Regions from separate parts of the Homo sapiens genome. Here region 1 is linked to region 2. Evidence: chromatin contacts called from ENCODE Hi-C data. All regions are on one chromosome and are shown on one strand. The core of a region is the stretch at or near the end of the contact, and the rest is flanking DNA. Distances in the headings are between cores, read along the strand shown. Region 1 has its middle 100 kb from the start of SEPTIN10. Region 2 overlaps SH3RF3 (SH3 domain containing ring finger 3).

What was found. A loop is a pair of places that touch in the nucleus more often than their neighbours do. Pooled maps may share reads with other maps.
Region 1: a loop to region 2 is called in a pooled map, with 4 times the contacts of the local background. The contact joins two enhancer-like sites. A Hi-C loop is called at or near these places in 1 of 168 maps with a recorded cell type or tissue (posterior vena cava), 3 of 37 single-sample maps with no recorded cell type and 3 of 50 pooled maps.

The regions. Positions count from the first base shown.
Region 1 is chr2:109,509,375-109,512,584 of GRCh38, reverse strand. It overlaps a transcript of RANBP2 not described here. Among named protein-coding and RNA genes, the nearest start is that of SEPTIN10, 100 kb to the left of the region's middle. Within about 2 kb of position 1,310, at least 2 of the 41 ENCODE cell types and tissues checked have a DNase peak (open chromatin) inside an H3K27ac peak, as active enhancers do.
Region 2 is chr2:109,468,993-109,472,325 of GRCh38, reverse strand. All of the region lies in intron 8 of SH3RF3 (SH3 domain containing ring finger 3), which reads right to left. It also overlaps a transcript of RANBP2 not described here. Among named protein-coding and RNA genes, the nearest start is that of SEPTIN10, 140 kb to the left of the region's middle. RefSeq lists an enhancer at 1,461-1,580. Within about 2 kb of position 1,741, at least 5 of the 41 ENCODE cell types and tissues checked have a DNase peak (open chromatin) inside an H3K27ac peak, as active enhancers do.

The DNA.
Region 1 (3,210 bases), core at 61-2,560, 41 kb before region 2:
GAGAGACACACAGTGAAGACCAGGAGACCAGGAGGCAGATGCAGTAGACCAGGGAGGGTAGCGAGGGGACTTGTGATGTTAAAATCCCTGGGTGCCCAGCGCGGTACAGAGTGGACCCCCAGGCAGCCTGGGACCATCCCTGGGCATACCTGGAGCTTGACTCAGGAGGGGGCAGGAGGGTGGCGGAGGCCACAGTGAGAGGTGAAATCAGCTGCAGCACATCAGGTGGTTTGCTGGGCATCAGAAGAAGGAGGAAGGACACACTGAGGGCACCCTGGGAGCAGCAGGGATGCAGGGCAGGGAGGGCCGGGACACATGGGGCCCACACGTCAGTCACCAAGGCATGCATGCAGCAAAGGACAGTGGGGCCAGGGCCCAGCAGGAGGAGGGCCAGGGTCCCAGGCCAGAGCCAGGAAGAGAGTTTCCAGCAGGCCGAGGAGGGCGGACAAGCCCCCTAAAAGTGTTTGGATGTTGAGACAGATATCACAGCCCCCACTAGAGTTGTAGAGAAAGCTTATTATCACACATGATGGGACTCCTGTGTGCCCTGGAGATGGGTCTGGCACTCAGCTCAACTCCCACTTGGGAGTCCCAGAGTCCTCTGGGCAGCAACACCATCTAGGGCAATTCTGCAGTACGTGTGCATCGGCACCTGCTGTGGGCAGCACCACACTGGGTGCCAGGAGGCACACATGGGCCACCCCCACCTCGGCCTCCTGGGTGTGCTCTCCCAGGATGCAGGACCTCACCTCTCTCTCTGTCCACCCCCCATTCCTTATTTGGGGGCATGGGGCAGCAGCCATGAAAATGCAGGGAGGGTGTGGACAAGGACTTGTGGAGCAATTCCATAGAAAAGACTTACAGTAGATGGCCAGCCCTGGCCCTGGTCTCACGTTGGGTCACAAAGCCAGCTGGAGGCAGAAGCAGGGCTAGAACCTGCCCCTGACCCCAGGGCTTGTGCCCCTCCCTATTCCTCCCTGCAGGCTCCCACCTTCTGCAGGTGATCTGAGCCTTGCCACAACAGTGGTTGGCCTTAGCTGATTGCCATGTGGTCCAGGCACCTTCAGGTGGGCAGGTTCTCCCAGCCTGACTGCAAGGACACCACCCCTAAGGCCACCAATTGCCAGCCTGTAGGCCTGACCAGAGGCACACTGGATTGCGGGAGAACTTTTTGTTCTTTTTGATCAAAGAGTATGTTGTCACCAGATGGGGGCATGTGGTATACTGGGCCACCTGGTGCTGTCATCAGAGGCCACAGAGGACAGCTGAGAACTTGTTGTGGCTGTGGGACCTCATTCTCCAGTCCCGAGTCAGGCTTCAGGGAGCACTGTCACAGCAAGTCAGACAGGGACAAGTGTCAATGGCCCTGACATCAGCCAGGCCTCCCGAGGCCAAGAACAGGCTGAGGAGTTAGGAGTGCGGCCTTTGGAGCCAGACTGCCAGTGCTTGAATCCTAGGTGCCGCACCTCTTTGCCCCTTCCTGAGGCGAGTTGGTTAACTGCTCTCTGCCTCAGTTTCCCCATCTGTGAAATTGCATGGTCATAATTCCTACTTCATAAGCCTGATGTGAGGACAAAAACGAGGCAATGGATGTAGAGTGCTAAGCATGGGGCGGGCGCAGAGGGTGGGCTTAGTACATGCTTAACACGCACTTGCCATCTTCAGCACCCACGAGGAGGCCAGGGGCTCCTGGAAGGGCCCACTCCCCATAGCTCCGGCCACCCGTCCCACCTTTGCTCTCTGCCGCTTCCCCTGCAGGAAAGCCTCTCTTGCTTTTGTTGCAGTCACCCAGCATGGGCCCCACTCTGCTCACCCTGGCTTTAGCTGGAGGAGGCCAGCTCCTGGTCAGACGGGGCCCTTCCCCAGCCCAGGCTGGGCAGGGAGGAGGGGTCACCCCATGGCACACACAAGTGGCTGTTTTGTTGGGAAGGGGCTGTGGGTGCTCAGAGCCCCTGGTCCCGGCTAGGAACAGAAATGAAGCCCTGGACCCCATCAGCCCTCTGGGCTGCAGAGGGTGAGGATGGAACCGGGGTTCCTTCAGTCTGGTAGTCACTGCACAAATGTGAGAAGAGCTACCTCGGGGTTTCCCTCTAGGACATGTGGAAGGCTTCCCCTCGGCCTCCACATCGGACTGACTTGTCAAAGGACCCTCGGGGCTGTCTGCTCCCCCACATGCCCTCACCGCCCCCTTGGCAGAGACGCCTTGCCCTTTGCCCAGCATCTGCTGTGCCAGCTTCCCACATTCATACGAGCCATTCCCTGTGCCACCAACAGAGGGAGCTCCCGACACAGTTTGCATCTAAACACCCCTTGAGAGCCCAGGAAACACTGCCTCCTGCTTCTGGCCTGGAAGGCTCAGAGACCTACCCCTGGCCATTCTCACCTCAGCCCTCTCCTCCACACCTGCTCTGGGCTCCCTCAGTTTCTTGATCCTGCCAAGCTCTCCCCAGCCTCGGGTTGGGGTGTGCACACACACCGTTCCCGCCAACCGAACATTCTTTCCCCTCTTCCTGCCTTGTGAATTTCTAAACAAGACTACAGTGTGGAGGTCCAGATAAGACCCGGACACCCTCTAAGTGGCCCTCCATGCCCCTCACCTCTCCAACTAGATAAGAGTTTCCTGCGATCCCTTAGTACTTTGCCCTATAGTATTTGCCCGGTAGCTATCGCCTAGTTATTTTGATTAATTTAACTTTTGACTTCATTATGACCTGGTCTCCATGAGCACAGGCACATGGGCTGAATTATGTTCCCCGAAAATTCATATGTTGAAGTCCTAGCCCCCAGTGCCTCAGCGTGTGTCTCTGCTTGGAGATTAAATTAAAATGAGTCCATTGGTGGGCCTAATCTGGCCTGACTGGTGTCCTTGTGAGAAGGGTGAGGGTGCAGGGGGTGGAGGATGAGAAATTGCTTAAAGGGGACATGTCATGTATGTTATTCGGGTGATGGATACACTAAAACTCCTGACTTGACCACTATGGCATGTAACAAAATTGCACCCCATAAATTTACACAAATTCATTTTAAAAAGAAGAGGAACACTGGATACAGACGCACAGAGATGAATCCGGGCAAGACGACCCGCCACAGCTGCTTGACAGAGTGAGGAGACGGCGGTGTGCAAGCCGAGGAGAGAGGTCTCAGAGGAAACCAACCCTGCTGCAACTTCAACCTTGGACTTCCAGCCTCCAGCACTTTGAGAGAATATAT
Region 2 (3,333 bases), core at 492-2,991:
AGGAGGGCCCGGGAGGCCCCTGGCCGGGTCCTCTCCTGCCACCGTCTTCCTGGAGCAGCCCAGACCCTGGCCAGGTGGCACCTCCCTGAATAAGTGCCCTGATTTGGGCTTTTATCCCTATCTAATTTTTAACTGGGGACTGCTCCTACATTTCTATAAGGAGCTGCTACCATGAGGTCACAGGTGGTTGTTAATCATATTAACTAATTAATAATAATTAACAATCTAATTAATAATTAGAAAAGGATGGGAATTTGAAAGAAGCTGAGATGTCAGAATCCAGGTGCACACTGTGCTACAGGGCCACACAGTGCAGGGGGCCCAGGACTCTGCTTCTCCCTGAATTGGCAATATAACCATGGAGGAAAATGGCCTGCTTCAGACCAAGTTACATGAACTGCTGTTCACACAGCCCCTGCCTTCTAGAGAACTGCCAGGCATCTGCTCTCCCTGTGTCTGCATAGTCTCAGCAAATAGAGTGTGGAAAAAGTTTAACAAGACGTGCCCCATGCAAAAAGGCAGGACAAGCTATCCAGGACTGTGCATTAGTCTATCTCCTATGGCTAAGCTCTTGGGACCGTCTTATTAGGTATGTGAGGCTGAGACAGCAAGGGGGTGAGTGGAAAAGAAAGAGACTTAGACCCCGCCCCAGCATGTGTCCTGGAGCAGGTGGCTTGGACAGCAACCTCCTCACCCATGGAATACAACAGTGTCTGGGCCTACATGAGCTGTTCCAATGATGAATTTTGCCACTGACTGATATGGTTTGGCTCTGTGTCCCCACTCAAATCTCATCTAGAATTGTAATCCCCATGTGTCAAAGAGGGACCTGGAGGGAGGGGACTAGATCACGGGGGCAGTTTCTCCCATGCTGTTCTTGTGATAGTGAGTGAGTTCTCATGAGATCCAATGGTTTTATGAGGATTCTTCCCCCTTCACTTTCTCTTCTCTCTCCTGCCGCCTTGTGAAGAAGGTGCTTGCTTCCCCTTTGCCTTCCGCCATGATTGTAAGTTTCCTGTGGCACCCCCAGCTGAAACTGAGAGTCAATCAAACCTCTTTCCTTTATACATTACTCAGTCTCAGGTATTAATTTCTTTTTTTTTTTTTTTTTTTTTTTTTGAGACAGAGTCTGTCGCCCAGGCTGGAGTGCAATGGCACGATCTCGGCTCATTGCAAACTCTGCCCCCTGGGTTCAAGTGATTCTCAGCCTCCCAAGTAGCTGGGATTAGAGGCACCTGCCAACACACCCAACTAATTTTTGTGTTTTTAGTGGAGATGGGGTTTCACCATGTTGGCTGGGCTGGTCTCGAACTCCTGACCTCAAGTGATCTGCCCTCCTCGGCCTCTCAAAGTGCTGGGATTACAGGCGTGAGCCACCGCACCCAGCCTAGTCTCTGGTATTTCTTTACAGCAGTGTGAAAATTGACTAATACACTGACTCTGCCTCAGGCAACAGAAGAGATTTCTTATCATGAGGAAGAAGGAATGAAATGTCAGCACCCTTTGTTTGCTGTGAGCTGACTTCCCTGCAAAGGGTCTCTCTAAGCTGTGGCCTGTGGAACAGGGGTGGCTGAGCCGAGGCCTCTACTTCCTGCACATCTGCACCTCTGGCTCTGCTATTTCTGTGATGACCCATCCTCCACCAGCCCCGGCCACAGCAGTTTCTAGGCACCCCATGCGTGGCACTGTCAGAGCCAGTCCAGGGAGCTTGGTGTAACTGCCTGTCCTCCTCCAGACTGCCTTGTTCAGCTCTGCACGTAGAGTACTGAGCCAGGGCTTGTCCCAAAGTGGGTGCTCCACAAATATTTTGTTAAGTCAATAGATGAAAAATAAGTGAATGACCAGAGGGCAACTACACTCAAGTGGGTGGTGTCTCCCCAGACGTGCAATAAGGAAGAGCAAATTCTGAGAACCAAAGATTGACAAGGCGCTTCCAGGGACTTGTTGAGATCCAGCAAAACTCTGGAAAAGATGATCTTTTCCAGATGGAGCAGGAGTCTACCCGAAATGCAAGCATGGATTTCACATGTGGCTAGAGCTGCTGGGTGCTGTGGGTCATCCTTCTAACTCCCATCACTTATTGATGAGGAAATAAGTCATTCCAAAGTAATCTCATCTCTTTACGTAGTGAGGTCCCAGGAGCCTTTGGTGAGGAGACAGGGCCACCCCAGCCACCCCAGAAGGGACAAGGAATCCTTGTAGTTGAGAAGGTGGCTTTGTCTTCATTAGCCAGAAGACAGCTCTGTGGTTGCCCACCACCAGAACGGGCTCAGCTAACCCTCAGACAGGACGCACGAAGAGTGAAATGATCAACACTAAGTAACTCCAGCTTGCAGGATCAAGCGTATCTGCTCATGGGTTCATCTTATAGCTCGCATGTCCTGGAAAGTGCTCTGAGAACACTGCTGTCCAGGCTCAGACCCCCACAGAAGAATGTCTGAGGTTGTGGTTGCAGTGGACAAACGCCTGGCCCCAAGCTGCACACATAACCAACGGCTGGAAAAATTCGGATCTACCTTCTGAGGAAAAGCACGGTTTTCTGGCTTTTCTTCATGAGATCTGGGGGTTCTTTTGTTCAGCAAAAACATAATGGTTAAGCTTTTCAGCGTTCTGCCAGACTTATTACTATTTGCTTGTTGGGTTTCTGGAGCTTGTGGATTTGTCCTTAATCAGAAGTACACAAGACCAGTGCTCAGTCACTCTGAGCCACTGGGGCCCAGCTCCCATTGCCAGCCCACCTAGGAGAAGTCACACACAGAGGACACATTAACTGTTATTTTCTAGGCAGCCTAAGTTTTGTGCTTTGATGAAATTAGGCCACAGAAGACCATCCCACTGCACACATAGTGTGACCCCTGCACAACAGGCATTACTGTCAAACCCTTCCTCGACAGAGCAGCGGATGCATGCATGGAAAACCAACAGACCAGGCAGGCAGTTCTGGCCCCAAAGCAAAGCACGGGGGCTAGTAAAGGGCCACAGGGGCCCAGCCGCATGCCACACACCCCAGGATACAGAGTGGAGGACACAGTGAGGTGGTGTCTTTAGGGCTGTTAGATCCAGGCCCTTCCCTCCTGATAAATTCTCACTCATCCAGGAATATTCTGGGATAGCGCACAATGCACAGAAGAAATACGCTGTGTAAGCACGGGCTGTGGAATGCTGCAGGGGGCCCGCATTCTTGGGGTGGAGAAGAAAGGCATGGCATGGGCCACAAGGTGCAAAGCCACACCTCAGGCCCTGCACAGCCTGTGTTCTCAGCTTACATGCCTGGCCCTGCTCCCACAGCCTCCTGAGCCAAGACTGGTGGCTGGAGCCCTTTAGAAGACCTTG